2 separate regions of the Homo sapiens genome follow, and region 1 is linked to region 2. Evidence: read pairs that join two places in POLR2A ChIA-PET (ENCODE). Cell type or tissue: K562. All regions are shown on one strand. Links, peaks and the distances in the headings refer to the core of each region. The heading gives the core; the rest is flanking DNA.

What was found. Peaks named below come from ENCODE experiments on the same cell type or tissue, not always from the same donor. Only the 100,000 strongest peaks of a DNase experiment are listed, where the experiment ranks them.
Region 1: POLR2A ChIA-PET joins it to region 2 with 5 read pairs; 10 of 35 experiments call an interaction of 5 or more read pairs at or near these places.

The regions. Positions count from the first base shown.
Region 1 is chr12:55,835,870-55,852,098 of GRCh38, forward strand. It overlaps MMP19 (matrix metallopeptidase 19), which reads right to left and starts at 7,067. Exons shown (of 9, transcript NM_002429.6): 1 at 6,875-7,067; 2 at 6,484-6,569; 3 at 5,237-5,367; 4 at 4,798-5,013; 5 at 3,627-3,872; 6 at 2,737-2,865; 7 at 1,974-2,138; 8 at 1,686-1,813; 9 at 1-1,505. The coding sequence starts at 6,961. The coding sequence ends at 1,167. It also overlaps the pseudogene TMEM198B. In K562, for the core only: a CTCF peak has its summit at 6,957; a DNase peak (open chromatin) is centred at 7,122.
Region 2 is chr12:55,746,797-55,763,025 of GRCh38, forward strand. It overlaps GDF11 (growth differentiation factor 11), which reads left to right. Exons shown (of 3, transcript NM_005811.5): 2 at 1,790-2,187; 3 at 2,706-10,468. The coding sequence ends at 3,086. It overlaps SARNP (SAP domain containing ribonucleoprotein), which reads right to left. Exons shown (of 11, transcript NM_033082.4): 10 at 13,755-13,844; 11 at 10,474-10,757. The coding sequence ends at 10,716. Among named protein-coding and RNA genes, the nearest start is that of GDF11, 12 kb to the left of the region's middle. RefSeq lists enhancers at 1-222, 223-726. In K562, for the core only: no CTCF peak of the experiment used is centred there; no DNase peak of the experiment used is centred there.

The sequences.
Region 1 (16,229 bases), core at 5,339-9,338, 90 kb after region 2:
TGGGGAAGACCACAGGGCAGTGCCTGCCTCAGGACCTGCCTTCCCCAAAAGCTGGCTTCTTGCTCCAAGGAGAGAGCATTGACCCACCTGCCAGAGTCTTGCCTTTTGCCCAAAGGAGCCTGGTCTTCAGGGCTGCATAGGATGCAAGTGCCTTCTCTGCTTCTCACCGTGGGTGGCACTAATTTCCTCCTTAACCAGAACTTTGTTCCAGCCACTGACCCATTCTAACTCTTCCCCCTCTGACTCTCCTGCGCAGGGTCTGTTCCTGGTTTCCCAGATGCATAAAGGAAGACATATCCCTCCCCTGGGCAGCAAGGCTACAATGGGAGGGAGGGAGAACATGGGAGCATGTGAATAAAATGGCATTAAATACTGAACCAGGGAGTCCAGCCTCTGCTGTTGCTGCTCTTTTCTTTCTCTGCACCCCAAAACAAAGAGCTAACCATCTTGACAAATCCTCTGTCCCCTAAAGATCTAATAGAGATGCCCTTATTATACAGACTACTGTAAGAGTTATACAGCCAGACAGCTAGAGGAAGAGCTGTTCAGTCCTCTCTTATGAACATGGAGTTAGCTTTTATTAAACACAAATGTACCAGACACTGTGCCAGGCACTTCACATACAGTATTTCATTTAGTGCAACAATCCTGCAGTACTGGTCTTAACCTAATGTTGCAAATGGGGAATCTGAGATTCAACAAGGTTAATTAGCTTGCCCGTAATCATAAGCACATAAATGTGATTCTCAAGGATTCCAAGGCCCTTGCTCAGTTTACTGGCCATGCTGTTTTCTTGCATTTTATGTAGGAAGAACAGGACCCAGGCATCTCCCTCCACCATTGACCTCCAGAGAAGAGATGACACAGTTGGAAGGGCTGTCTAAGACAGACAGGAAATGGAGTTGGGGGCCAAATCTAAGTTAGGGGATCTGAGTTAGGGGAGCACTTCTCAGGAGTGAAAATGCACAGGAAAGTGGTGGCTGGAGTTGGAAGTGTTAGAGGCCTGAGATCTACGGTCTTGCGCCTGCTACAGCACCTGCAAGGTTCTACTGAGCAGACAGGTATTTCATTCAGCTATTAGGCCTTAGGCTTCTGGGGGGGAAATGAAAGGGTGGGTGGTGGAGCCTCAGGGGTTAATGTCCAAGATTGTGTCTGTGGGTGAGCAGTCAGTATTCAAACGTGGTTTCTGTGGCTGAGAGAGTGGTATCCAAGGTTATGCCCGTACCTGAGGGAGTGGTATTCCCACCTGATGGGGTAGTGTCTATAGTCCGGGGACGACAGTGCATCCAGTTGTGGGAAATATTTCTGGGATAGCCTTTCTCTACTCGAAGCTGCTGGTTGAGGCGCCAGTAGACTTTGCCCTTGAAGAAGTAGACTCGGCCATCTTGCCAACTCATAGCAGCCGAGGGCTGGTTTGGCACTCCCGTAAACAAACCCTTGATTGGTTTGGGGTAGCTGCTGAAGTCAGTTCGGGCTAGCTCGTCCCACTGCCAGTACCCGGAGCCCTGGATATGGGATGGGTGGGGAGAGGGGAGAGGAAGAGGAGAGAGCTTAGGACCCCCAGGGGTCCACCCCCAGCCCACTGCAGCTGCAGAACATCTCCCTTCAAGCGCAAGCTTTGCTTCTCAGTATAAGGTAGCCCACTCCTCCTAAGAAGGGATTTGCCCTTGCTTTGAACTTTATACCTTAAAGAGGAACACCTTTTGGTTGAGAGGCCAATAGAGAGCTGCATCCAGGTTAGGTTCTACCCTATTCAGCTTCTTGGGGAAGCCAGGAGACATCTTGAAATTAATGTAGCGCCACACCTTGTCTCCTGAGAGCATGTGAGGAAAGAACAAGTCACCTCTGTCCTCAGGTGATAGCTTTTGGTCTCCTCCGGTCCACCTATTCAGAAACTTCTCATCTCCCTCCCTTTTATAGTTTCTTTAAGATTAGGCCCTCCTCAAGTAAGACACTGTAACTAGCCTCCTTACCCTTAAAGAAGTGAATCCATTGTGTTCGAGGCGAGTAGACAGCAGCATCCAGGTTTCCGGGGAGCCCCTCCCAAAGGGCAGACACTCGGAACAAGGGGCCCGGTCCTGAATCTGATACAGTCCACACATAGTCCCCCTTGAAAGCATAGGTCTTCCCACGGGGCCCTGAGCGTAATGGTGTGTCAACAAGTCAAAAAGACAGAGGTCAAGTAGACAGAAACTTGGGGGTATCTCAGGCTGACTAACAATTTGCCCTCTCCCTGCAGGCTGATTCTTCAAAAATTCATTCAACTTTAATTCAAAGAGAAAATTAAAGGCAGACAAAGAGGACTCAGAATGCTTTGTTGCTCAGAGCGTTTCAGCTTTGGTCCACTCAACAAAACAAAAGCCCTGCAGATAGCTATTCCTCCTTAGGAACCTCACCCTCCCCTCCAAGTGGCTTCCTAGTTGTCCTTCCAACCAGGTGCACCCTCTCTAACAGGCAATCTGGGTAATATAGTTTTCTCCATCTTGCTGCATTTCCAGATGTGTTCTAGTGGCCCTTAGAGCGTGGCAGCCTTGGTAAGTGCCTGCCTAAGCCACCTTTAATTTGGCTCCGAACTCTCCCTCCCCATGTCACATGTCTCCTTCCATGGTCATTAATGCCTGGGGTCTAACCTCCATTGCTCATGCTGAAGTCCCATGTCACTCCCATTTGTCCAGGCCTCAGGATCAGCAGGCTGCCCCCACCGCCTGCCAACAGCCTGGAGGGGAGGGGCCTCACCCAGCATCATGGCATCCAGTTCACTACTGCAAGGGTCTGGCATGGGACTGGGTTCTGTGGGCACTGGGGGCACAGTGGGCAGCTCTGTCTCTTCTTCTTCCTCATCCCTTATCACTGGACTCTTCTTGCCTATAAGGTAAAGTAATGCTGCTTAGGGAGAGAACTCACAGCACCTGTCCTCCACACCAGTCTCCTGTAAGTTTTGCTCAGAGTCCCCATACAGAGGGGAAAAGGGAATCCTAGAGCGTTTTCATTTGTGGTAGGCAATATTATGTTGATATCAGCGGGAGACACGTTCTAGGTTTGAGAGACACCAGAAAGGGAGAAGGAGGATTGTTAAAATGTGCATTCTTGCCGGGTGTGGTGGCTCACGCCTATAATCCTAGGACTTTGGGAGGCTGAGGCGGGTGGATTGCCTGAGCTCAGGAATTTAAGACCAGCCTGGGCAACATGGTGAAACCCCATCTCTACTAAAATACAAAAACAATTAGCTGGGCGTGGTTGCGTGTGCCTGTAATCCCAGCTACTTGGGAGGCTGAGGCAGGAGAATGGCTTGAACCCGGGAGGCGGAGGTTGCAGTGAGCCAAGATCATGCCATTGCACTCCAGCCTGGGTGACAGAGTGAGGCTCTATCTCAAAAAAAAAAAAAAAAAAAAAGAAGGTGCATTCTCCATCCCCAAGCATGGGTGTAAGGAGAGAGGCCTGGAAGGAAGATTAGACATAGAAGAGTCTGAGAAAAACTGCTCCTGAAAATGAAGAAGCCTGAGTAACTGGGCTGGAGGAGAAGAAAGACACTAAGCTATATCCCTACATGGAGGCTAGACCTGTCTCTTCAAGCCTTGACGTGGGAGTCAGACTGACCCTCCCCCTCACTAGGGGGAGGGACTGACCATAGAGAGCCTGGATCCCTGCCACATCATCTGGGTGCAGCTTAAAGTGGGGCCGGTAGCCCTCGTAGACTGGGGCCATGAGGGCCTGGGAATATCGGGAGTGCCCAAGCCCCAGAGCATGGCCCACTTCATGGGCTGCAATGATGCGCAGGTTCACCCCACGGTAGGTCCCCTCAGTCCAGAACTCGTCTTCGTCGAAGTGCACACTGCCCAGCTCTGGGATGTCGGCATGGGCCAGGACTCTCCCTGGACAAAGGCAAAGGTGAACAGGAAGGAGGTCAGAGCCCGCTAGGCTAGAGCACACCCTGCCTATTATAAACTCTAATTAATGCATACCTTTAAAATTCCCCCAGCTATGTTCACTGTCTCTTGGATGCTTCTTTCTCCCCTTTCAGATTCCCCTGTCATCACCCAGTTCTCTCAGGAATGCCCATCACTGTCCCTTACCTTCCCAGCCACTCCCTGCTCTCTGACCCAGTCCTCTCTGGCCCATACCTCTAAGGTATGCCTTGAACAGGGGAACTTAAGGGAGAAAAAGAAGCATAGGCAGCCAGGGGTGATGGCTCACACCTGTAATCCCAACACTTTCAGAGGCCAAGGCAGGAGGATTGCTTGAGTACAGGAGTTTAAGACCAGCCTGGGCAACATAGCAAAACTTCATCTCTACAAAAATTAGCCAGGTGTGGTAGTGTTTGCCTGTAGTCTCTACCTGGGAGGCTGAGGCGGGAGGATCACTTGAGCCTGGGAGGTTGAGGCTGCAGTGAGCCATGATTGTGTCACTGTACTCCAGTCTGGGCAACAGAGTGAGACTGTCAAGCAAGCAAGAGAGAGGAAGGAAAGAAGGGAGGGAGGGAGGGAGGGAGAGAAGGAAGGAAGGGAGGGAGGGAGGGAGAGAGAGAAGGAGAGAAGGAAGGGAGGGAGGGAGAGAAGGAAGGGAGGGAGGGAAGGAGAGAGAAGGAGAGAAGGAAGGGAGGGAGGGAGGAAGTTTCAAACAGGAGGCTCCATGTAGATGACCAACTGCGCCCGTGCTCCCGTTAGGAGGTAATTAGAGAGCGTATGGTGCAGGTGGGATAAAGAGCAGCCCAAACATCAAGGTTCTAGAGTCACTGGTTCAAGGAGACAGAGGTAATCTCAGAGGTCTATGAGGTGGGAACTGAGAACTGTTGCCTACCAGGCCCATCAAAAGTATTGGAACAGTACGAGCTTTGGCGGCCATGGAAGGAGAGGCGGATGTCAGCCGCACCAGCCTGCACCTCTTGGAAGGTCAAGGGAGCCACATTGCTCCAGTCCTGGAAGGCTTGACGCAGGGCTGCCCGGGCTGTGTGGGGTGGAAGGGTGGAGGGCAGGTTCAAGATGCGGAAAGTCAGGTGCTTCTTTCTCCAGCGGCCTAGTTAATGACCAGAAAACAGATTAGAAATACAGATCCTTCTGCCAACCCCAGAGAGCTCCTCTGGGTTTAGGCACTCAACCCCCAAGACAGGTGACAACCAGGTAATCACCAGGTGATTATCTATTCAACACTGAGCTGGTCCAGACTGTCCTAATGCCACCCACACGCCAGAACCACATCACCCCCTCCTCTCCCTCTCTTTTCCAGGCTCTGTTCTCACCCAGCAACAGGTATTTAAGGGTCTTCTGGTTGAAGGGATCCTCTAGGCCACAACGAGGCTGCCTCATGCGGGCCCTTGTGGCATCATCCAGCTGACCTGAGACTGGAAGTTCAGATGCTTCCTGAAAAGCTCTGAAGGAGGGAGAGGGATGGGTCTACCAGGACAGGAAAATCTGAAATGACTGGGAGATGATTGCTCTTTGACTTCCTGCTGCCCAAGTTCATGGCCAAGAATAGCACAGAATCCCTGAAGCTGACAGGGTTACTCCAGCCTCCAGTCCTCATAACTGGGACTTTCTCTTCTGTTCTGCAGAAATGGAGATACTCCAGCTTCATCTCCCCATTTTCAGTGTCTTTTATTTGAGTAAGTTTGCCCTCAGGTGTAGCCTTCCTCCTCTACTGCAATCTTCCTTCCTTCCTTCCTTCCTTCCTTCCTTCCTTCCTTCCTTCCTTTCTTTTTCTTCTCTCTTTCTTTCTTCCTTTCTTTCTTTTTTGGTAGAGATGGGGTCTCATTATGTTGCCCAGGTTGCTGTCAAACTTCTGGGCTCAAGCAATCCCCCTGCCTGGATCTCCCAAAGTGCTGGGATTACAGGCGTGAGCCACCATGCCCAGCCCCTCTACTGCAATTTCTAACCTTCTCCTACTCTGTGGAGGTGTCTGGCTCCCCTGCTCTGGAGAGCTTTCCACTAGTGCTCCCACCTGACAGCCTGTCCTCCTTCAGCCTTCTCCCTTCCTGAATGGATACCCGTCCCAGCCCAGCTTGCCCTGGAGCAATTTCATCCATCTATGGACTGTCATAGGGCCTAGGGGCTTTTCAAGGGACCTGAACATATCTGAGAGCAGAAAGAAAAATAATCCATTACATCAACATATAAAACTATAAAATAGAAATAAATAAGTACCAAATTGAAGGCCCACAAAAGGTAATAGCATGTCAACAACTCAACTCAGTTTTACATATCATTACACTTTATGTGGACTATAACTAAATATTAGTATTTGAGATATGATGTGGGTAGAGACTCCAAAGGAATGCTTATGGCCTAGGAAGATCCAATGCCTGTATTCCTCATCTGTGAATCCCCATCTCACCCCATGCCCCACCACCATAATAATGATCGCCACCCATCTCTAAATCCCTGGCATGGTTTAGGGTCAGGAGGAGGTGGGCCTGGGGAGAGGAAGGGATGAGAAGGAAGAAGACCTTGAGACCTTAGCCCTAAAGGCATACACCTCATAGCTTCTCACCTCAGAGCCTCGGTGATATCTTCTGGCTTGAAGTTATTAGATCCTTCTAGAGGCTTCTGTAGGTACCCATATTGTGACAGGTAGTCCTATGATGGGAGTGGAGGTAAGCAGGTTAAAAGGGGGTTAGTCTCAGAGTAAAGCTTCTAAGTGACCTAACAGATCCATCAGGAGAGGAGGGACCTGATATGGAAGCACTAATGGAGAAGCACCTTAGAGAAGGGGCTCAGGTGGAACAAGGGGAAGCAGCGGGAGATGGGCAGGGTAGACCATGGGGCAGAGAGAGCAAGGGAAAGGCAGGCAGGCTGAAGGTCAGGAGGGAGGCTTCGATGGGGCTGTGGAGCAGTAACCCCTGTCCCTCCGCTGGCCCAGGTCTCTTTCTTGGGGGACTTACCACAGGCGCCACCTCTGCAAGCCCCAGGACCCGGCCTGAGACTGTCATGGGGAGTAGGAAGCCCAGCCACAGCTGCTGGCAGTTCATGGTCCCACCAGACGAGAGCTCCAGAGGCTGTCCGTGCCTCTGACCTGAGATTTCTGGGAGCCTTGGGGGAGCAGTGCTAGGCAGAGGGGCTCTTACCCCCAGTTCTTTTTACTCTCCAGCCTCTAGTCCTCTTTATAACAGCTGAGGGGAATTTGGGGGAGAGGCAGAGGGAGGTGACTCAGCCAAGAGATATGTTGCAATTCACCATTAACCCTTGCCCTACCAGAGAGCGGAAGCCAAAGAGAGTTCCCAATCGCTTCCCTCAGAGTCCTCTGCTGGAGATGGAAAAACTTCATACTGCCCTAGGGTGAGCATCCAGGCAGGACGAGAACCAGAATCTCTGGAGAGACTAGAGATAGGGATCATGGACATCCCCTGGAATTAGACATCAATGTGCCTCAGGGACCCTGGGCCAGCAAATCACTCCGCCCCTACCTTTGAGTCTCCCTAGAATAAGCTGAGAGGTAGGAAACAGCTGAGGTAGCTTGGGTTTCAGGTGAAGGAGTCAAGCGTGAAGTCTCAGTTTCTTTGTACCCAAGACCAAGTTGGGAATATAGATGCTCCTGCAACCTACTTATGTCTGCTTTAATAAAAAGTCATTATTTCAAGAATCTAATGAGCCTGGAATATGTGGGTGTAGGTGGGACTTAACAAGGGCACAAATAAGTAAAGGGCCCAGAGCCTACCCTCAGGGAGCTTACGGATCCAGTGAGGCAGATCCAGACACCTGGGAAGAGGGGAGCCAGCGTGCCAGGCCAGAGGTGATTCACCCTAAGGGGCTTGGGGCTGGGGGGAGGTTTGCTGAGAAGTCAGGCTTTGAGATGGGCTTTGAAGGCCAGCTAAGAATTGATGGGGTAAGGCCAGGCATGGTGGCTCGCTCCTGTAATCCTAGCACTTTGAAAGGCTGAGGTGGGTGAATCACTTGAGATCAAGAGTTCGAAACCAGCCTGACCAACATGGTGAAACCTTGTTTCTACTAAAAATACAAAAATTAGCCAGGTATGGTGGCGGGCGCCTGTAATCCCAGCTACTCGGCAGGCTGAGGCAGGAGAATCACGTGAACCCAGGAGGCAGAGGTTGCAGTGAGCTGAGATCACACCATTGCACTCCAGCCTGGGCAACAGAGCAAAAACTCCATCTCAAAAAAAAAAAGAATTGATAGGGTAAAAGGATACTGAGAGACAGACAGTGCAGGTCTTGAGTAAAAGTGCAGAGCTGAGAGACTGCTGTACTCAGTAAGTCAGAAGGGTCACGACTGCTTCATTCACCACTGAAGCCCGAGTGCCTACCCCAGGCCACCTCCATGCTTTCGAGGCTGTGCTTAATAAATCACTGTCAAAGAATGACCAGGGTGGGAAAGTGGTTGGGAGACAGAATTTGGAGAGGGCCTTAAATGCTATGCAAGGAAAAGAAGAAAAACTTACATTTAAAAATACCGGACGGGAGCAGTGGCTCACGTCTGTAATCCCAGCACTTTCGGAGGCTGAGGTGGGCGGACCATGAGGTCAGGAGTTTGAGACTAGCCTGGCCAACATAGCAAAATCTTGTCTCTACTAAAAATACAAAAATTAGCCAGGCGTGATGGCATGCGCCTGTAATCCCAGCTACTCGGGAGACTGAGGCAGGAGAATTGCTTGAACTGGGGAGGCGGAGATTGCAGTGAGCTGAGATCGCGCCACTGTACTCCAGCCTGGTGACAGAATGAGACTCTGTCTCAAAATTAGTTAATTAGTTAATTAATTAAAATAAAAATACCTATTATTGGGTGATGGGTGAACCAAAATCTCACAAATCACCACTAAACACTAAAGAATTTATGTAACCAAATACCACCTGTTCCCCAAAAACCTATGGAAATAAAAAATTAAAGGAATTAAAGTCCGGGCATGGTGACTCACACTTGTAATCCCAGCACTTTCGGAGGCCGAGGTGGGTGGATCACCTGAGGTCAAGAGTTTGAGACCAGCCTGACCAACATGGTGAAACCCCGTCTCTACTAAAAATACAAAAATTAGCCAGGCGTGGTGGCACGCGCCTGTAATCCCAGCTACTCAGGAGGCTGAGGCAGGAGAATCGCTTGAATCCGGGAGACAGAGGTTGCAGTGAGCTGAGATCGCACCACTGCACTCCATCCTGGGCGACAGAGCGAGACTCTGTCCCCCCACAAAAAAAAAATAAATAAATAAATAAATAAAAAGCTACTATGTATTACATGCTTTATATATTACCTCCTATAGTTCTCACAGCCATCTGGTGAGGGGAAAATTATTCCGGCCACTTTTTGTAGGAGGAAATAGATACTCAGAAAGGGAAATTTGACCAAGAACATGGAACTCCCAACTGGCCTGACCTTATTTAAATCCCTCTGCTGACTCTATAACTCATGCTCTTTCCGTACACCACACTGACACTTAGAGCTTTGTTCTTTAAGTAACTAGGACCCCTGAAGGCTCCACCATCAGTTACACATCATACAACATTTTCATATTGTTCAAAAGCACAGTGAAGTAGACATAGGAATGGGGGAAAAGGTAACTGAACTTTTATGTTCTCAGAAGGGCTGGGAGGCCACAAGGGAACACCTCACAGCCCAGGATCAAGGTGGGGGATGCTCCTGATCCATATTGCTGCCCTCAATGATGCTGGTCCGTCTGGCCCATCCACCACCCAACTGGTAACCATTGGGTGACTAAGTCTCAAGTGACCAGTGACAGGCAAGGAAGGACAGAAAGCCTCTGAGCGATGAGTGACAGGGCCCATCACCAAGGCTGATGCACCCAGGAAATGATGGAGTTTGGGGACAAGTTCCTGCTTAGTCCCCTGCGGGGCTCTTCCTCCTCTCTTTCTACCCCCTTTCCAGTCTTTCTCCTTTTGAGAACAGAACATGCGCCAATTGAAAATTAATTACGATTTTTAAAATTAATGTTTTGTGTTTTTTTCCTGAATAAGTTATTCATCATTCATTATAATATTTGGTATTAGAAAATACCAAAACAAACAAGGAAGAAAATGAAAACCACTAGTAAATTCTACCCAAAAGAGAACCACTAGTAACATTTTGATGCATTTCTTTGAAACTGTCTGTGGAACTGAGCTCACCCAGCTCCGCCTGCCTGGCCTCAGCCCCTAGAGACTGTCTGGGAGGGAGGAGAAAGCTTTGGGAGCCAGAGAGGATAATGGAGGAGAGGTGAGGGGAGGGGTGGGGAAGAGACAGACAAGGAGGATGCAAGGGACAGGAGTAAAGTAAAATGAATGTTATAGCAAATTACTCCCTCCCCTTAGAAACCTCATGTAAGGAAAAAAAGAAAAAAAAATTTTTTTTTGGGTCTCCCAGGCTGGAAAACAGTGGCACAATAATCCTGGCTCGCTGCAACCTTCGCCTTCTGGGCTCAAGCAATCCTCCCACCTCAGCCTCCTGCATAACTGGGGCTACAGGCACACACCACCCAGCCCAGCTAATTTTTGTATTTTTTGTAGAGAGTGTGGGGGGTGGGGGAGGCGGGTTTCCTATGGTGCTCAGGCTGGTCTTGGGCTCAAGTGATCGGCCCACCTCGGCCTCCCAAAATGCTGTGATTATACGTGTGAGCCACTGTGCCTAACCAGAAAAAAAAAGTGTGTGTGTGTATATATATGTGTGTGTATATATATATATATATATTTAGTGTGTTAGGGAGAGAGATGGCAGTTATCATAAGGTGAGGGTGGGTACTAACTCCGGCCTCAGAAGGCCTGGGGGTGGAACTATATTCTAGCAACTTAGGAGCCAGGAGAGAGAGAATAAATCAAAAGTAAAAGCTGCCAAATAGATAACTTCATTTAAATTTTAACAACAACCCTTCAGCCAGTATTATCATCTTTTTTACTCCTTTTCTGAGACTGAATCTCACTCTGTAGCCCAGGCTGGAGTGCAGTGGCGCAATCTCGGCTCACTGCAACCTCTGCCTCCCGGGTTCAAGCAATTCTCCTGCCTCAGCCACCCGAATAGCTGGGATTACAGGCGCGTGCCACCACACCCAGCTAATTTTTGTACTTTTAGTAGAGATGGGATTTTGCTGTGTTGGCCAGGCTGGTCTCAAACTCCTGAGCTCAAGTGATCCACCTCCCTTGGCCTCCCAAAGTGCTGGGATTACAGGCGTGAGCCACCGCACCTGGCCAGTATTATCATCTTTTTACAGAAAGAGAAACTGAGTCTCTAATAAGTTGCTTCAGGTCACATAGCTAGGATGCAGCAGAGCCTGGAGCAGGCTCTAAAGCTGCCATCTTTGCTCAGCACTCTTCAGTCTCCCAGAGTTCCCACAGGCACCCAAACAAAAGCCCCTAGAGTCTGGAGCTGCAGGCTGGGCACATGTGCAAGGATTGGATGACTAATTGTTGCCAGCACAGCATCATGACCACCCCCTCCACCAGCTCCTACCCCCTGAGCCGGGCTGACCCAGCTCTTTTTTGTCATCTCTAAATTTGTCATCTCTCACTGGGGGAGATGTGGACGTGTGTGCGAAGGGTTAGGACATGTGGCTTGCCTGCCCCAAAAAGAGAACTTGATCTGAGAGAAAAAAATGGGTTCTTTGTCTTGCTTGCTCCCTTCCTGCAAGTTGGTTTCCCTCTCTGTCCACAAATTGTGGCAAAAGAGTTTTACAGAAATATTTTTAATGACAATATTTTAAACTATAGCAAGTGGGAGTAGAGTAGACCTCTGAGAGTATTTTCTAATGATCAGGGGCCATGGGGTTATGGGTGGAAGGCAAAAGTTTGTAGAGATTTCTAAGCCCAGCAGAAGCTAATCTCAAAGCTATCGCCCACCCCCTCTGACAGCCACCCTTACCCTGTGGAGGCAGTGGGCAGGGAAGCTGGGGAAAGAAGAAAGGGGAATCCTGGAGGGCAGGTAGAAGGGCAAGTCTGGAGCCTGAAACTGGAAACTGGAGGTGAGAAAAACATGAGCTGTAACCAAGTTAGGGCTGGCCCCGACTTTGCCCTTGACCTGGATAAATGTGGGAGTTGGTGGTGTTAGCCTCTGACCTGTTTCCCCCTCAGGGAGTCAGGACATAGGGAGCTTTCTTTGGCAGAGTGGGGTTGAATTTTTAAGCTGTTACCCTGGAAACCTCTGTTTTTAGGAGGACTCCCCTACATACCCACAAACACAGACATACACACACACTTTTTTAATTACTCATAAGTTCCTAGAAGCCGTATGGGAAGTGATGGTCAGGACTGTGCACAGCTGGAATTGGTTAGTGACCAGGGAAGTGGGAGGGGCTTGGGGATGGCTCAGGGACAGGGCCAGCACATTCTGTTCCCATGATGCTCCAAACTTCCTCAACCCCCATATGAACACTTCCTGGCATTCCCACCCACCCACCACTGCAGCTTGCACACACACTGCGTCGGGCACTGGCCTGCATCAGCTCAGTTGAGAGGACGTCAGACCCAAATCCAGAAGTTCTTCAGTTTCTGCCAAAGTGTGAGGGAGACCAACATCTGCTCCCCTTCTCCATTTCTCAGAAAAAGGTGCTGTCCCACAGGACTCCCCTGGAAATGGCTGGAGGCTTTTCTTTTCTTTTCTTTCCTTTTTTTTTTTTTTTTTTTTTTTTTTGGTGAGACAGAGTCTCACTCTGTCACCCAGGCTGGAGTGCTATGGCATGATCTCAGCTCACTGCAACCTCCACCTCCCGGGTTGAAGTGATTCTCCTGCCTTGGCCTCCCGAGTAGCTGGGATTACAGGCACGTGCCACCATGCCCAGCTAATTTTTGTATTTTCGCTAGAAATGGGGTTTCACCGTGTTAGCCAGGCTGGTCTCAAACTCCCGACCTCAGGTGATCCACCTTCCTCGGCCTCCCAAAGTGCGGGGATTACAGGCGTGAGCCACCACCCCCAGCCTGGTGCCTTCTACTGGTGGTCTTATTCCCCAGCACAGCGCCTGTTGCATGAAGGGATGAATTATAGCCCCTGGGACAAGGAGGAGACTAGAGAAATGAGAAATGTCAGTGTTCTCTCAGCATCTGGGATGATAGGGAAATGAAGGTAGCACAGGGGTTTTTTGCTGCTTCTAGGAATGGCAGGCTTTTCTTTCAAGAAAACCAAACTGCTTTTCCTAAGGGAGGTAGGATGTGGGTAAGCACTTTGCCCTCTTGTCCTCACCCTGTGACACCAGGAAACAGATCTGTCTTGACGTTGGGAACTGTCATGGGCATGGAAAACCCACGTTTGGTTCCTTTTTTGTTGGCAAAAGGGCTTGATAGGGGATTGGCAAGGGAAAGAGCCCAGCGCTGACCTCTCCTTCTTTTTTTTTTTTTTTTTTTTTGAGACAGAGTTTCGCTCTTGTTGCCCAGGCTGGAGTTCAGTGGCGCAATCTCAGCTCACCACAACCTCCACCTCCCGGGTTCAAGCGATTCTCCTGCCTCAGCCTCCCGAGTAGCTGGGATTACACGCCCGGCTAATTTTGTATTTTTAGTAGAGAGGGAGTTTCTACTAAAACCCAGAGGACGTCAGACCCAAATCCAGAAGTTCTTCAGTTTCTGCCAAAGTGTGAGGGAAATCAACATCTGCTCCCCTTCTCCATTTCTCAGAAAAAGGTGCTGTCCCACAGGAGTCCCCTAGAAATGGCTGGAGGCTTTTCTTTTCTTTTTTTTTTTTTTTTCTGTTTCTTTTTTTTGTGAGACAGAGTCTTGCTCTGTCCTCACCTTGGGTGAGGACAAGAGGGCAAAGTGCTTACCCACAACCTACCTCCCTTAGGAAAAGCAGTTTGGTTTTCTTGAAAGAAAAGGCTGCCATTCCTAGAAGAAGCAAAACCCCCTGTGCTACCTTCATTTCCCTATCATCCCAGATGCTGAGAGAACACTGACGCTTCTTATTTCTCTAGTCTCCTTCTTGTCCCAGGGGCTAGAATTTATCCCTTCATGCATCCTGGTGAGCCACTGCGCCCAGCCTGACCTCTCCTTTAGAAGAGAGTGGTAACTAGATGAGGGAGGGAAAGTTGGGAAAGACCTAGCTCTGTTCGTGCCAGGCCAGCAACTGCAGAGAGGGGTTTTGGGGTGAGAAGGCTGTCCTTGATGACGAAGGGATGCCTTGACACCTGTTTTGATGGGGTGGGGGGTTCTCCGCAACCCCTATTTTGCCTCTAAATTTTTTAAGAAGGATACTGGGTGTTCACCAGTGTGTTTTTATTCTTTTTTAAATGGAATTCATTAATTTGACCACAGGGGAAGGGTTGATGCTGTGTACAAGTATATCTTGCACAGAGGAAGAAAGAACTAAAAGGTTTTAAAGTGGTTTTAAAGGGGCACAATTCCAAACTCAAACTGGAATTGAGCTGTGTGCAACTTTGGCACAATGAGCACTGCTGCTCAGCTGTGAAAGGAGTTTTTGAAATGTGAAATAGGAAAAGATAACTGAGAAAAAAGACTGTTGATCCTAAGGAGACTGTTTTCTCGGATTTTTAATCTTTCTTTGCCTTCACTGGTTTGGAACCGCCTTCACTGTGAATCTCTCCTGGGCAAACAGAATGTGAATTGTTGCCTTCACACAGCCCCACAAACTAGAGGACATTTTACAGGGCTAGTGTCACCCTCCCCAGTGAATTCTTGGAGCCACACAGTCTTGGTGCATAGCATGGTCTTCGGGTCTCAGTTCCCTTCCTAATCCTTAGTGTTGTGGTTTTTAAGTGGAATCAGCATCCCAGACTAAAAAGCAACATTTATAGCTCCTTGAACAAGCCACCAGGGAGGCACAAATACCTCCCTGCTGTCTATAATACACCCTTACAAATCACAAGCTGGCTGTGTGATTGTCACCCTGTTTGACCTGGGGTAAGAGGGCACAAAGGAGGAAGCAGAAGGGGAAATTAAGTCTGAACTAAACAATGCCATAATACAAAGAAATTCCAGACTGCTTTTTTATGCTCTCAACTTCCAGAGGGATCTAAGACCCTGTTAAGTGAAAACTCAGGAAATGTTGACTACATCTTTTGCAAAAGGCTGAAAGACAGAAGACAGAGTGAGGTTGCAGGACCCAAGGATTGATCCCTGGTCTTCAGCACCTTTTAACTGAAATGGGGAGGACCCAGCCAGACAGGACCTAATAGGTTACTTGGATATTTCAGATAATTTGTCCTGGGGTTGTTGCCTCTTCTCAGCGCCCGGTTTAGAGAACATATGTCTCAAGCCATAACAGTCCAAAGGGGACATTACATCCTCAAGTCTTCCATTTTCAAGTGCCTCGTCATGAGTTGGAGAAACCTGGCCCAACACTTTGCTGACTCCTGACCACATTCCAGGCTTTGCTGCTAGCATAGCAGGGAATTGCTCTTCAGTGAGATCAAAAGCCTTGTTACAGGGAGGAGTTTCACAAGGGGAACCTAACTCTGTGGATGCCCCAGCTCTCTTTTTTGGTTGTGAATGTTCTCTACTTAATGTAATACTTGGTTAATATACTTTTTTAATTGAGAGATAGCACACATGCAATAAAATGTATAAAGTGCACTAATTTTAAGTGTGTATTTTGATTTTTAAAAATGTGTATATTGGCCTATGAAGCCATCACTCAGATCAAGATAGAAAATATTTCAGGCACCCCATGTTCTTTCCTTGTCTGTATTCCATCAAAGGTATTCTAGGCCAGGTATGGTGGTTCACACCTATAATCCCAGCACTTTGGGAGGCTGAGGTGAGAGGATAGCTTAAGCCCAAGAGTTTGAGACCAGCCTGGCAACATAGGGAAGCCCCCATCTTTAAAAAAAAAAAAAATCCATCCTGGCCAACACGGTGAAACCCCGTCTCTACTAAAAATACAAAAATTAGCTGGGCGCGGTGGTGCATGCCTGTAATCCCAGCTACTTGGGAGGCTGAGGCAGGAGAATTGCTTGAGCCTGGGAGGTGGCGGTTGTGGTGAGCTGAGATAGTGCCACTGCACTCCAGCCTGGGTAACAGAGCGAGACCCAGTCTCAAAAAAAAAAAAAATTATCCAAATGTCATAGCGCATGTCTGTGGTCCCAGGTACTCTGGAGGACGAGTCAGGAGGATCACTTAAGCTTGGGAGGTTGAAGCCGCAGTGAGCTGTGATCCTGCCACTGCACTCTAGCCTGGGCAACGCAGCAAGACCCTGTCTCAAAAAAACATCTACAAACACCTGTTCTGCTTGCTGCTTGTTCTTTTTTTAAAATTTTTTTAAAATTTGAGACAGGGTCTCTAAAGGTTATATGGAAAGGTAAAAATAAAACACAACAAAACAGAATAGTCAACTCAATATTCAAGAACAAAGTCAGCGGGCTAATAC
Region 2 (16,229 bases), core at 4,376-8,375:
AAGTTTGGTGAGTAAGGTTAGATAGTGGTTAGTAAGGAATCAGGCAGTGATTAAACCCACTTCAATTATAGCCAAAGAACAGAATTTAGATGCCAGGAAGAACTTTCAGGCACTTGCCTGTATAATTTAAGATTGGGAGTTTAGGGAGTTCATTCACCATGTATTTATTGAGTGCTGTCTAGCACTATGGGAGGCACTGAAGCTACAATGGTGAGCAAAACAGACACAGTATGAATAACAACAGTGTCCACTCTCATGGAGATTAGTACCTAATGGCAAGAAAATAGACAATTCTTATGCTGAAATTTGTAAAGTATGCTATTTGGGATGTTGCTTGTCACTCCCCATCTCACTAGTAGCTTCCCTATCCCAGCTACTTCTGATCTCTGAATTCTCACCCCCCAAACCCTACTCCATTGCACCATCACTGAAGCTCCAGCCAGTAAAATAACTGGACTACCAGGGCCCTGGGACCTCAGAGAATAATCAAGAAAAAAAAAAGCTATAGAGACTTTGGGTATCATATCCTGAATATATGAAGTTCATTAAGCACTTTCTCCTCATCTCCCTTAGAAGGTCCTCTTTCTCCCAGGGTGGGGGTGGGGAAGAGCTGACAGGACACCCTAAGTCCATCCTGATTTTGCAGAACTCAAGACATGGGGAGGATACTTAAAGGCCTAGACTTCCTAACCCTGCTTATATGGCTCTGGAAGCTCATTCCTGATTCTTCCTATCTAGAGTCAGGATAGACATATTCTGTCCAATGGAGACATGTTGTAGGACACTCCCAACTGACTTAGGAAAGGCAGTGAAGAGGAGCTGGAATGGAGGCAGAGGCAGATATTTATTGAGAATCATCTATTAGACCCAAGAAGGATCAATTTAAGGTCCAGAGCAAGGGGAAATGGGTCAAAATGTAAAGTTGGGATGTTCAAACTTTGTAAAGACCTACTGGCACTAGACTGAGAAGTCAAAGGAAGCTCAGGGGAGAAAAAAGGCATTGTAGTTAATCTGGTGTATTTAATATTATTTCTGGTGCTTTAGGCAAATAGGAGGCAACACCATGGAGGTAATTATTCCTTTCCTCAAGAGCTGGGGGCAGTCATGGTGATGATGATGGAGCAGCAGCTGAAGAAACTTCTTAAGAGAGAATGGGGAGACAGATGTATAGGAAGTGCTTGGATAGTTCCATTTTGCTGGGTGTTATTCCTAATGGGAGTGAGGCAAGAAGCCTAGATCTGAATTCTGGTTTACATAATGGGATAAATTTAGCTCATGCTCCCTATCTGGACCCTGGGTTATCCCCTCTCTGAGGCCATCTGTGTTATTTTGTGGGGGAGGGATGTGCCAGGCTCTACCTGTCCAGCAGATAAATCAGAGCAGATAGGGGAAAGGTGATGGAAGGGCAGCAGGTGTGATAAGAGGTATGGCTTCTATAAAGAGCTTCAAAGATTCAGAAAATGTTGGAGCCTTATATGCTGGGAAAAGTTGGACAGTAAGGATGGTGGTGGATGAATAATTTTGCAGGTTATCTGGTAGACAGGAACCTATATATTAGGGCAAATGGATTAGGAAATGGACACAGATCAGTAAGGCCTTATAGGGCCATCATCCTAAAGAGGAAGTGCTGTTTTAGGTACCGGAGACATGGTATAAGATAGGCATGGGAGAAGGGTAAAGAAGAACTGGAAAATCAGGCTGAGAAGTCCAAAATTGCCAGTGCCACCCAGGACTACTGATCCCCTACACAAACACCCTTTGCTGATGCTGTGCCCTTCTCTCTTATCAGCGGACCCAGCAGTACAGACAGATGGCAGCCCTCTCTGCTGCCATTTTCACTTCAGCCCCAAGGTGATGTTCACAAAGGTACTGAAGGCCCAGCTGTGGGTGTACCTACGGCCTGTACCCCGCCCAGCCACAGTCTACCTGCAGATCTTGCGACTAAAACCCCTAACTGGGGAAGGGACCGCAGGGGGAGGGGGCGGAGGCCGGCGTCACATCCGTATCCGCTCACTGAAGATTGAGCTGCACTCACGCTCAGGCCATTGGCAGAGCATCGACTTCAAGCAAGTGCTACACAGCTGGTTCCGCCAGCCACAGAGCAACTGGGGCATCGAGATCAACGCCTTTGATCCCAGTGGCACAGACCTGGCTGTCACCTCCCTGGGGCCGGGAGCCGAGGGGCTGGTGAGCAGGGGGCCTGAGGTGGTGGATATGTGTAACCTGGCCCTGAGGAGATAGGGTTACATTGGAAAAGGTAGACAAGGAATGTGAAGGAGGTTGGGGACCAGCATTACTTCTCTGGGGTCAGCAGCTGATTCTAGAGGAGGAGGTGAGGAGTGGGGTGGCAACTATTACTTCTCAAGGATCCAAATCAGACAACAGCTGAAAACTGGATTTGAAGGTAAAGGTGTCAGTTAATGGAAGAGCTGTGAGAACAAAAAAACTGGCTGTTGAGGCGTTGGGCCAAGGGGCTGACAGGGATCAGGTTGCCAGAAGAGTAAGAATTAGAGATGGTGAGTTGAAGGAGAGCTAGCTAGCTGGCAAGAAAAGTGGGCAAAAGATAAATTCTGGGGGTGGGAGCAATGGAAAAGCTGAGAAGTCAGCAGTCTCTATTCTGATGCCCCTGGCAGGTGGGAAAGGAACAGGGAAGAGGAACTGTTCAGGACCATATCACATTTCTTTCCCCTCTCCCTGACCCTCAGCATCCATTCATGGAGCTTCGAGTCCTAGAGAACACAAAACGTTCCCGGCGGAACCTGGGTCTGGACTGCGACGAGCACTCAAGCGAGTCCCGCTGCTGCCGATATCCCCTCACAGTGGACTTTGAGGCTTTCGGCTGGGACTGGATCATCGCACCTAAGCGCTACAAGGCCAACTACTGCTCCGGCCAGTGCGAGTACATGTTCATGCAAAAATATCCGCATACCCATTTGGTGCAGCAGGCCAATCCAAGAGGCTCTGCTGGGCCCTGTTGTACCCCCACCAAGATGTCCCCAATCAACATGCTCTACTTCAATGACAAGCAGCAGATTATCTACGGCAAGATCCCTGGCATGGTGGTGGATCGCTGTGGCTGCTCTTAAGGTGGGGGATAGAGGATGCCTCCCCCACAGACCCTACCCCAAGACCCCTAGCCCTGCCCCCATCCCCCCAAGCCCTAGAGCTCCCTCCACTCTTCCCGCGAACATCACACCGTTCCCCGACCAAGCCGTGTGCAATACAACAGAGGGAGGCAGGTGGGAATTGAGGGTGAGGGGTTTGGGGGAAAGGGGAAGCAGGGGCATAGTCAGGGTGGGGAGTGTTTGAAGTTTGCAGATGAGAAGGTTTGACAAAAAGACAGAGAGATGTAGAGACAGTGATAGAGACAGAGGAACAAAAAGAGCAGCAGTGAGAAGGCAAAGAGAGAGGCAGAAGAGACAGACGAGGCAGAGACAAAACACTGAGAAAGAGACTGAAATGGAGTAATAAATGAAAGCCCCACACCAAGCCTCCTTTCTTCCACTGGCAAGGTGAGGGGCTTGGTATAGTTTGGGGAGATCCCCTGACTATTCAGTAGGAGAAGAAATCAAAAATCCATTCTTTTCTCCTTCTCTCCCTCCAACAGTGGCCAGGGGAAGGGGAAGTGAGGGCAGGGGCAAAAAGATTTGGGAATTTTTATTTATTTATTTATTGTGACTTTTCATTTTTTTGGTATTTGGCTTTACTGGAATAGGAGGGCCCCTGCCCACTGTGCCCCGTTTATCCCTTATTCCCCAAACCCTGCTCTCCCCAACACCTACTCACTTAAGCACTTGTATAAAGCCTCCAGGGTTGGGAATGGGAGTAAAGGGCAAGAGGGCGGACACATGAAGTTTAGTTTCTAACCCATCATCACCCTAACTCAACCTTTTCTGAGCCAAATGGCTTGAATTGAAGCCAGTTGTCATGGAAATAGTAAGAGGTTAGGGTTTAAGAGCTGGGGATGCGGGGGTGGGAGAGAGAACCCTCAACATCCAGGATCTATATAATGAGAGCTACTTTAAACCCTCAGGTCCACCCTCATGATGCTGAGTTATTTAGCCAGAGGGTGCAGCCTGCTTATGCCCAAATTCCCTCAGCCAAGAGAGAGACCAAAGAGCCTCTGGAATGGCCCTGCTCCCAGCCTCTATCTTCAGGTCAATTAGAGAGAGTATAGAGACCCCAGAGTCCCCTGGGTCTGGAAAGCGTTAGGAGAGGTCAAGAAAGGAGCAGTAAGGAGGCTGAAGGTTACAGGGCATTTGAATCCAAATCACTGCTCTGGGCTAGGGAATAGAGCCAGCAGACCAAGGTGGGAAGGATTCTGGAAGGGGGACATTTTAGTCTCCTAACCCCAAAGCTCAGGGTGGAAGAGGGGAGAACAAGGAAGCAGAGTGTATAATTATTTTTTCCTTTTATTTTTGGAATCTAACAGTACCTGGCAGCAGGGAGGGGAAAGTACAGTGGGGAAAAGCATCTGACAAGGCCAGTTAGAACAGAGGATGGGAAGGATGGAGACTCCCGGGCTTGGAAGGCTAGGAAGCAGGCAGAGACTGGTTGCCATTTCAAGTCACTAGCTAGGCCCATTCATTCCTCCCACAACCCTGACCCATTCTCCTCTGGACTCACTGTGCCTCAGTTTCTTCCCCTCAATGGAATGAGAAATGACAGCACCCGCCACAGCCAAGAGATGAATTCTGAGCACTTACCACGGGCACTTTATGGACATAAAATACCTCTCGCTGTGGGACAGATAACCAGGGCACCAGAGTAGTGGTGAAGAGATGTGAGGCTTAAGAGGAGTCACAGGCTTCAGAGTACAAGTTCCCCTCTGCCTCCCAGCTGGACAGTGCCTAGAAGCCAAGGAGTTGAGAATCTCCTGATCCACACCCTATCCTTACTTCACCACCAGGCCTCTTGGCTCCAGGCAAGAGCTTAGAGGATGTCAGGAGAGGTGGGGGTAAGAATCTTCAGCAAAACTGTCACTCTAAGTAGAGCCAGCAGTTACGGGTCTGATAAAAACAGTACTGAACTAAAGTAAAGCCCAAGCTGGTGAGCAAAACTGGATGGCTCATTCTTCCCAAGAGCATGACTCTCCCCCTTGGCCAGTTGGTGGAAGGGGCAAAGGTATGTGACCACCCTTGAGAAGGTGATGTTGGTGAGCTTTAACATCTTATTCCTATTCTTATAGTGAGAAAGTGAAACAAGATCTTTCAGTAGAGGAATGGGCAGGGCTGTTAGGCTCTTCAGCTTGCCTTCACCCATATAGCAGCTATGCTAACCCCAAGCCTCTCTGGCCCTGTTCTTCATCCTTCCTTCTGCCCCAATCCTGAAGGACAAGACACACCCGGCCATCAACACCACTCACATTTCCTTGGTGGAAGGAAAGGAACAGAGAAGTGAAGAACAGATACCTCCCTCCAAGGTCAAATGCCTCGTGATCTTGGCAGAGTAGGGATTGGGCAATAAGCATCAGGTATCTTCCCTCTACAGATTCTAGAGAGCTGGGGCATTAAATATGGGGGACACTTAGAATACAGCTCCTTAAATACCACCAAATAAAGACCTTTGTGTGTGTGTGGTGGGTGGGGGGGGGGCAGGGGTCTTTCTCTTATGAACATAAATCTGTGAGCTGAAGTCTCATTCCCCTGTTCCTCCCTACCCCCAAAGAGGCACAGAGTGAAGGGACTTGGGGGGCACAGCTCAGCAACCCAGTGGGAGTTAGCACCCCCTCCCACCTTATGATGTGTGTGGACCTGGCCAGTGCCCCTCTGAACATATCATTATTAGTGTAATTATCATTTATTTTGTGTATTTGTCACATTGTGTGCATGACAGCCTTTGTTAAGGGTGTCTGAGGAGTATGGAGCTGACAGGGGCATTGGAATGCCAGGAAAGAACTTCTTCAACTGAGATCAAGGCTTCCTGGAGGGAACCACTGCAAAAAGGCCATCAGGCAGTTTTCAAGTTATGTGACAGAGGGCAAAGACGGCCATAGGGTGCTCTGAGTTTTGGGATGGTCACATGACACAATCCAGCACTTGAACCTGAAAAAAAAAATAAAAGCGGTCAAAGAGTTTAGAATTCAGTGCTGAGCTCTTCTCCCTAATCAAGTGCCACATTTACACCTTGGAGAACCGGAGGTGAAGAGGATCTGAGACAGGAAACCTCGTGTTCAATGACTAAGAAGATGGGGTCCTGGAGCAAGACAGAAAACACTAAGGGCATGGTGGTATAAGGTTTGGGACATGCAGGCCAAGGAAGGATGGAAAGAGGACAGGAAACTGGGGGTACCTAGAACAACCCCTCTCTGAAAAGCTTGAGCCAAAACAGTCCCAAAGACAACAAGACCCCTCTCCCAGCCTCCACAGAATGGAAGATCTAAAGGTTCTCTTGAGATGATCCAGCTAGTATGGAAGATCTAAAGGTTCTCTTGAGATGATCCAGCTAGTGTCCTATTCTCCTGCAGTCCCTGTTCCTAGGTTTCCTCAACGAAGTTTGACAAAAATCTAAACCAACATAGCCAACGAACTTGCCTTGTTACACAAGAGTGGCTAAAATAGCATCTCAAATATTCTTTCAGTTCACTGTAAAAATTTTTCCCATGTACCTAGAGCACAATTCCCCAGGAATATGAGTTGGGAATGGCAAAAGAATATTGCCTGACTCACATTTTTCAAAAATAAGGAAAGCTGGCTGGGCGCAGTGGCTTACATCTGTAATCCCAGCACTTTGGGGGGCCGAGGCGGGCGGATCATGCAAGGTCCGGAGTTCGAGACCATGCTGGCCAACATTGTGAAACCTCATCTCTACTAAAATACCCAAAATTAGCCGGGCGTGGTGGCGTGCGCCTGTAATCCCAGCTACATGGAAGGCTGAGGCAGAAGAATCGCTTGAACCCAGGTGGCGGAGGTTGCAGTGAGCTGAGATCGCACCACTGCACTCTAGCATGGTGACAGAGTGAGACTCCCATCTCCAAAAAAAAAAAAAAAAAAAAAAAAAGGAAAGCAGGACCCAGTGGTGTGCTCCTGTAGTTCCAGCTATTCAGGAGGCTGTGGCAGGAGGACCACTTGAGGCCAGAGGGTCAAGGCTGCAGTGTGCTATAATTGGGCCTGTAAATAGCCACTGTACTCCAAGCTGAGCAACACAGTAAGACACTGTCTCTAAAAATAATTAAAGTAAAATAAAAATAAGGAAAGCTCCTGTGACATCAACCTGATCCAGAATTGGGGACAGCGCTACTGCGGGTTCAATGTACTGCCATGTTTTCCCTGTCTTATCAGTTCTATCAGCACACTGACCCCACTCGAGACCAACTACAAGACTAAGGCTGGAAGTGGTTGAGTAGCAGAAGTGTTATGTATTCTATCTTCCCAAGGGAACCATATCCACATCTACCCCTAACTTTGGCCTGAGCTGAAAATGGGTTTTCTCTCCCTGTGGCTCATTTGTTTCCTATATTGAGAGAACACCCAAAAAAAGACTACTCAAGATGACTTTTTACAAGTCTTTTCTTTATCCTAAAACATCCTCCAACCGAAGGCATGGGAAGCTATCCTATACTCTGACCTTGCCTATATTTTAAATGGCAGGGGCCCCAAGCTAAGAATCAGCAGGCAGTGGCATCTACAGCTTCTGGTCTGTAGTGGCGTAGAAGCAGGAAAATCAATGCTCCAAAGCAACAATGTCCAGCTTTCCTGCCAGTGAGCTGGGCTTGAGGGAGTGAATGGGACTCTTTCTGCCTTTTCTTTTTCTCAAAATACGACTGCATTAACTGGGTGTATGCACACACAAACATGTTCAAACTAGGGCACTCATACCTAGCTAGAACCTACTCAGGGAAAGAAATATGTATTTCCACAGTACCCTGATCACCCAGTAAAAGCTAATATTTATTGAATAATTACTATGCAAATTATGGTAAGCAAATTGTAGTGTGAATACATGATATGAGAATATCACTTAATTCACACAGCAACCTTCACAATGGGGTTCCTTTTGGTACAGTCTGAAAAGAGAATGATTATCTGCGCAGGGTCTCAGAGCTAGTGTGGTAGAATAAGAAATTAAACCTAAGTAGTTGCTAAACAATATTACATTCTAATCTATCCTATTGAAAGTGATCCGGGAGGTAGAAACCTAAATACAGGAATAACATAAGGGAAAGAGATAACAAGAAAGTTAGGGACACCTTGGACTCAAAGAATCTGGAAAGATGTGAAACCTGTAATTTTAAATCCCTTTGGAAGGGAAAAACAAGAAAAGTCTAGATATGGCAAGAGAAGGGGAGGTTAAATTTTGGGGGGATTCCAATAATCAGAAATAAGTGGCATTGCCAGAGGCCCTCATATAAGAGAACAGCAAAAAAGTTATCCTCCCTTAAGTTCCTCCCTCACTCCTCATATCAGACACAGCAAGAGAACTCAGCTCAACACCAAGAAGTCCTGCCCTTATTCACACCTTCCTTCCTATAGCCCTCATCCTCACAGAAGCTTCTAGCCTCTATCTTCAGCAGTTCTTAAGAGGTGGGGTGGGGGGCTGGGCAGTTTAGAGTGAGAGTGGAAAAAAAGAATAATCCTAGAGAACCATAAAAAAGTACAGATTTACAGCTGAGGAAGCTAGTTCTCCCCACAGCTTTTATAGACTCCCTCATTAAGAGCTTCCAGGTATGCAGAGAATGTCACAGCTTCAGGAATTGGAATCAGTTAACCACATCTGGATGCTGGATCAACTATAGTAGGGAAACGGGGAGAGGAAGGAAGGGTACTAAGATCTCAGGTAAACAATTACAAGCCTCAATGTCTGTTCCATCTCCAAACGGAATTACTATTTTAAAACTGAATTGGGAAAAAGGCATCCTGAACTATTCATGCTCAAAGAGTATGTGGAGAATGACTATAATGAGATAGGAAGGGGAGGACTTCATCTGGCTTGGAGGTTAGAGACTTCTGACCAACATAGGAACAGCTGCTGAAATGGGATGAAAGAGGTTAATAAGAAAAAAAAAAAAATCCTCACAAATTGGAAAACACTGTTCAAAGATCTAGGGGAAGTAAGATGAGTGAGGAGAATAATTAGGCTTCAAGAAGAGAATCCTGGCAAGTAAGGCTGAATATCTTTCTGGAAGGTTATAGAGGATAAAGAGACGAAGAAAACTTCCAAAAGATCCACTGTTCCACTTCATAATCAGCATCTGCTCTATTCCCTCATGTATTTTTCTCTTTTTAAAACCATATTCAGGAAGAAACCATTAGTGAATCTATAATCTCTCAAGTTACAAATCAGATCTATTCTGTTTTCAGATGAAGGCAGAGTAGAGAGAGGAAAAGCTAGCCCCAAGATCAGAGCCTGAGGTAAAGAAAAGGAAGGCAGACAGAAAAGAGGGAAAAGGGAAGGTCATTCCAATTTTAAGGTTTATTTGGTTGAAGAGGTGTCAAAAATTTAACCAGCATTCCCTTTTGTTCACTTCTCCAAAGTCTCAGAATGGGGCAAACTTCACAACAAATGGGCAGCAGTTTTTGGATCTGCTCTCCAAGGCACAATTTTTCTAAATTATCTAAACTTTAGGTCCCTGCTTTCCTCACCAACCAGAGACTTTGGAGAAATAAAGAGATATCTTGACATTAGAAAGGTGATCAAACTATTACCATTTCATTAAGCACAAAACCAGGCAGGTTTTAGTAGAAATAAGGATAAAGGATTACACCACAGCAACATGGGACCTGATCATAGTACCAAAGTCTTCAGGTAAGGTGTCAGGCTCCTAAGTCTTATTACCAAAAATAGCTCAAACAAAAACCGAGCTTATATAAAGATTAAGAGGAGAAATTCTGCAATAACATATCCAAAAAGATTAAGCAGGTTTCAGATCTACATGAACTTGAAGCCTCCAGTTCCACTGCTTATGTTCCCAATGATTTAGCTAACAATGCGTAACAGCTCTGACATCCTCTGTCATGCTTTGATTCTGCATACAAAATTTCTTCTGTCTCTGAGGGATATCCAGCCCATCTCCCTTCCTGAACTGACTGACCAACATAGTATCGTATCACATCACCCTTGAAATCAGGGCCCTTTTCCTTTAATGTGGGACCCTGGACTCCATTTTATCCAAGAAAAAGTCTGCATTATTAGCTAATAACAGAAGGCTACTAATCACTGCCCTTGTATTTATATCCTTTGCAACACCTAAAACCTCCCATGTTCTGTTTTATTTCAGTGGGTCACTACAAGCTGCTGGAGCAAAGACTTGGTGGGTGGGTAACTTAACCTCTTCACAGAGGATAAAAAATGCTTGTGAGTATGACAGAAGGGAATAAACAGGCTTAAAGGGTAAACTCAGTCCTTTTCCTTGTCTTCTCTTCTAAGGGATAAAGGTATTATGGCCAATTCTCTATAATATTTGCCCCTGAAGCTCCCCTTATCTGGTCTAATCTAGCTCCAATAAATCAAAGGAGCACCTAATAAAACACATTGTTCTCTTTTCTATTTTTTTTTATTAACAAGCAACATAATCAAAAACAAAAACACAACAACCTTAAAGCTGAAACAGCAATAAGTCAAACTGCTGCCGCAGTTCATGGATGTACCTGGGGTACATGCTCCCTCATTGCGAGGCAGGACGTAGGCACATGACTGTGCATTTAGGCATATATGTGACCAAGAAGAAGGAGAGAAATGGAAAACACTGGAGAACAGAAAGTATCAGGAACTTTTCATCAGGCAATCCCAAAGCGCTCTGCTCTTTTCCTCTTCTTTGCCTGTAAAGAAGAAGCAAGAAGAAAAAAATTAGACTGAAGACAATAGTTGCCTGGGTTCCTGGCTGCTTTAATCCAAACTCACATGAACTGTCACAAGGCCCGAGAAGGAAGGATGGCCCAGACTTGAGCTTGGTAGCTAGAGATTTCATTCCTGAATCTCTCCAATCCTTCCAGTTATCCAGTAGGAGCTGGAAAGTTTAATGGGTAAGGAGGGTGAGGAGTAAAGAAGATTACTGGGGGTGAGGGACAGAGAGAAGAACAGTGGTAGAAAATGGGAAGATTCCTGAAGCAAAGAGAGCCACTCAGCCTGAGATCAAGCTAGCCTGGAAACAATGGGCTCTTAACAGGCTGGGAAAAGTCTTCCAGTCAATGGGGAGACGGAAGATTTCAGAGGATAAAGGATTAACCAATGCTATTCATAGAGGTGAAGGAGATGCCCTTCTGAGCAGTCAGGCCCAGACAGTAGCTATTCCTTAGGACTCCAACCCACAAAAAAGGCATATAAATCTTTGATGCCAACAGAACGAATAGGGAGTGAGTGGTATGTGGGTGAGTCCCTATCATAGATCTCTTAAAGGAGACAGCAACACTGGAGAGGACACAAAATGGTGAGGGAAGACTTCTGGTTCTGGAAGTGACTCACAGAACAGCACCAAGTCCTTCATGGGCACTCCCAACCACTGCCCCTAGCAGAATACAAACTCCTCTGGCTTTTTTCTAGTGAAGAGTGTTAGCTGATCTGACTCTAAAATTTTCAGGGTTTAATTTACAAGACTGACTCTGATACTTATTCATGAAGAAGCTTTTCATAGGCCAGGCATGGTGGCTCACGCCTGTAATCTCAGGACTTTGAGAGGCCGAGGCAGGCAGATCACGAGGTCAGGAGTTCAAGACCAGCCTGACCAACACGGTAAAACCCCGTCTCTACTAAAAACACAAAAATTAGCCGGGTGTGGTGGCACACGCCTGTAATCCCAGGTACTCAGGAGGCTGAAGCACAATAATCACTTGAACCCGGGAGGCGGAGGTTGCAGTGAGCTGAGATCGCACCACTGCACTCCAGCCTGGACGACAGAGCGAGACTCCATCTCAAAAAAAAAAAGAAGCTTTTCATAAAGCATCATCCTGTTGGTACTGTCCTCAAGATAGTAAGTTCTTGCCAGATATGGCTGTTTAAGGCCTTCCACCATGATTGTAAGCTTCCTGAGGCCTCCCCAGAAGCCAAGCAGATGCCAGCACCATGCTTCCCATAAAGCCTGCAGAAATGTAAGCCAATTAAGCCTCTTTTCTTCATAAGTTACCTAGTCTCATGTATTTCTCCTTTACAGCAATGCAAGAACAGCCTAATATACTTTTTTTTTTTTTTTTTTTGAGACAGTCTTGCTCTGTTGCCCAGGCTGGAGTACAGGGGTGCCATCTGGGCTCACTACAACCTCCACCTCAGCCTCTGGAGTAGCTGGGACTACAGGCACATGCCACCACACTCAGCTAATTTATTTTAAACTTTTAGTAGAGATGAGGTCTCACTATGTTGCCCAGGCTAGTCTCCAACTCCTGACCTCAAGTGATCCTCCCACACTGCTCTCCTAAAGTGCTGGGATTCTTTCATTTTGAGAAACTATCTGTAAACAAAGTGACAAGAACAGGAAGTCTCATTTGAGTCCACTGTCCTTTTCCAGAAATGAGTTAGGCACAACCAGTTCTTATTAAATATTTTAAAACTATCCCTTTTTATACAGAATCGTTTCACTCTTTAAATAAAACTTTGAGGTAGGTTTTATTATCTCCACTTCCTAGATGATGAAACCTGAGGCTCAGGAAGTACTGTAACTTATTAATACTAAGTGGCAAAGCCTTTTTCTTTTCTTTTTTTTTTTTTTGAGAGCAAGTCTCACTCTGTAGCCCATGTTGGAGTGGCGTGATCTTGGCTCACCGCAACCTCTGCCTCCCGGTTTCAAGAGATTCTCATGCCTCGGTCTCCAGAGTAGCTGGGATTACAGGCACATGCCACTGCACCTGGCTAATTTTTTTAAATAAGTAAATAAATAAATAAATAAATGTATTTTTAGTAGAGATGGGGTTTCACCATGTTGGCCAGGCTGATCTTGAACTCTCGACCTCAGGTAATCTGCCTGCCTCAGCCTCCCAAAGTGCTAGGATTATAGGCGTAAGCCACCATGCCCGGCCGCCTTTTTCTTTTTTGAGACAGGGTCTCACTCTATTGCCCAGGCTGGAGTACAGTGGCGCCATCCAGGTTCACTGCAGCCTTGACCTCCTGGGCTTAAGTGATCCTCCCATCTCAGCCTCCTGAGTAGCTGGGACTATAGGTGTGTGCCACCACGCCTAGCTAATTTTTGTATTTTTAGTAGAGACAGGGTTTCTCCATGTTGCCCAGGCTGGTCTCAAACTCCTGGGCTCAAGAGATCTGCCTGCCTCAGCCTCCCAAAGTGCTAAGATTACAGGCATGAGCCACCACACCCAGCCCAGAGCCAATTTTAGAATCCAAGCCTACCTGATTCCAAACGTTATACTCTTTGCCACTAGTCTAACAGACTCTAACACTGAATTAAGTATATTGATGGAATTCAGTGTTGCCACTTCACCCAGAAAAAAAGTTATCAAGAAAAAAGCAAAATATTTGGACACTTAAGAAGTAGGTGGGTGGCCAGACATAGTGGCTCATGCCTATAATAATCCCAGCAATTTGGGAGCTGAGTGCAGAGGATCGCTTGAGCCCAGGAGTTTGAGACCAGCCTGAGCAACAGAATGAGACCCCATCTCTACTTAAATAAATAAATAATTAAGAAGTAGGTGGGAAAACAGTGTTTCTCTACTCAGTTTATTCACTCTCACTTCCTGGGCAACAGAGACCCCAACTCGACTTAAATAAGTAAATAAATAAATAAATAAATAGGTGGGGAAACAATATTTCTCCATTCAGTTTATTCACTCTAATTTCCCTTCAAGGTCTATGAAGCGTTCCAGGTATATTTTTACCTCTGTATCCTCTGTGGTTCCAGTTCCAGCTGAACTTGTGACAATCCCAAATCGCTCCTTCCTCTTTTTCAGTTTCTCATCATCTTCAGACTGTTCAAGGACAAAGGAAAGAGTTGAAACAAACTAGCCTCCATTCACCAAGTAAATGGGAATGAAATGATAACTTATTGGTCACAAGGTGCTAACCAACCCTGTGCCAAGAACTAAGGATCACATAAAGAGATAAGATACATAAGAAACTGAATAAGCTAGCATATACTATGTTGTACCTAGAATGACTAAAAACTTAATTTTAGGCAGGGCCTCAATACTCATAAGACAAGTAGGGTAAAGAAACAGTAAGAGGCCGGGCACGGTGACTCACACCTGTAATCCTAGCACTTTGGGAGGCTGAGGCGGGTGGATCAGGCAGTCAGGAGTTCAACACCAGCCTGGCCAAGATGATGAAACCCCATTTCGACTAAAAATACAAAAAAATTAGCTGGGTGTGGTGGCGGGCGCCTGTAATCCCAGCTACTAGGGAGGCTGAGGCAGAGAACTGCTTGAACCTGGGAGGCAGAAGTTGCACTGAGCTGAGATTGCACCACTGCACTCCAGCCTGGGTGACAGAGTGAGACTCTGTCTCAAAAAAAAAAATAATAAATAAAATAAACAGTAAGAAACACCCATAAAACAAATTTCTATGCTCAAGCAATTCTGGCAGTTGAGGGATATGGAAAACTGAGGTTTCACTGAATAACACCCAAAGTTACACCTAGTAACACCTAGTTAGAAGGTACCCAAACTACTTGTTGAACAATGCTTACACGTTACCAAGGAAAGAAAGGGGAAGAGGGCCAGAGTGGTATTTCTGAAAAACTTATTTGCTTGAAACACCCAGCAAAGCCATAGAAGGCTCTGAATAGTTTGAAATGATTCTTAAAACAGGTGAATCAAGGTGACAGCCATGGTCAACTCTCTAAGAGAAATGCTGTGGACATTTTCCAAGCATCTGTGAAACTCATGATGTCTGCCTGGGAATGAGAGAATATTTCAGTTTACCATGAGTTGGAGCTCGCCATTATTCTAGGTGTTTTGTATCATTCATGTCCAACACTGCTCAGTATAAGAGTCTATATATTTTCCTATCAGAACCTAAACCCTACCATTTTATTTAGCCCACTTTAACAGTTATTTTCTCTTTCTCCACCTCCCCCTCACATCTTATCACCAGTCATCAGAAGCTCAGCCTCAGGATTAGAAAACATCTGAAATCAGGTAGGCTCCTCGGGTGTCTTTCCCCCAGGAAGGACTTTCTAAAATTTGGCACATATATAAAAAGATCTCATTCTCTCATAATCTCAAGAGACCCTCTACTCCCTAGAGATGTACCCATCCTCACTAAAGAGCAGGACAGTTTCTTTGACTTTATTTACGTTGTTAACCCAACAGAAGGACAGATAAGCAAGAGTTCAAACAAGGGCACAGTGGCTCACACCTGTAATTCCAGCACTTTGGGAGGCCAAGGCAAGCAGATCACTTGAGGTCAGGAGTTGGAGACCAGCCTGGCCAACATGGTGAAACCCATCTTTACTAAACATACAAAAATTGGCCAAGCATGGCCGCAGGTGCCTGTAATCCCAGCTACTTGGGAGGCTGAGGCAGGAAAATAGCTTGAACCCAGGAGGCGGAGGTTACAGTGAGCTGAGATCATGCCATTGCAGTCCAGCCTGGGTAGACAGAGTGGGACTCCGTCTCCAAAGAGTTCAAACAAACTTTTTTTTTTTTTTTTTTGAGACAGAGTCTTACTTCGTTACCCAGGCTGGAGTGCAGTGGCACAATCTCAGCTCACTGCAACCTGTGCCTCCCAAGTAGCTGGACTACAGGCATGTGCCACCATGCCCGGCCAATTTTGTATTTTTAGTAGAGACGGGGTTTCTCCATGTTGGTCAGGCTGGTCTCGAACTCCCAACCTCAGGTGATCCGCCCACCTTGGCCTCCCAAAGTGCTGGGATTACAGGTGTGAGCCACTGCGCCTGGCCTCAAACAAACTTTTAAAGAATGTCTGTGTGGTGCTTCTGAGCTGGATTTGTTTTTAAATCCCAAGGAAATTATAGTCCTACAGTCTATAGGCAGGCTGTGTCTCTGGGTGTCCCAAAACTACAAGGTCAAAAGCAAAGGTAACAAAAAGACCTACAGAAATATACAGCAATTTTTCAATGCCTCTACTCTCAACCCCAACCAAGGAGTTGTCTTTGTCCCTGTGGCCACAGCAGCCACCTGTACAAATCAAAAGCAGGGCAGCTATCCAGCTTTCTGTGCTCAATTTAACTAGTCCACCTGTCTGAACACAGCAGGCAGGAGTACTGTCTTGGTCTTTAACTCTTTCAGCTTGAGAAAGATGTTCATTTTCTCCCTTTTGCTGCACCTGCTTTCTAGTGAGTAGGAAGAGACCTAAGAAAGAATGATGGTTATGAAGCAATTAAGAATCCTATA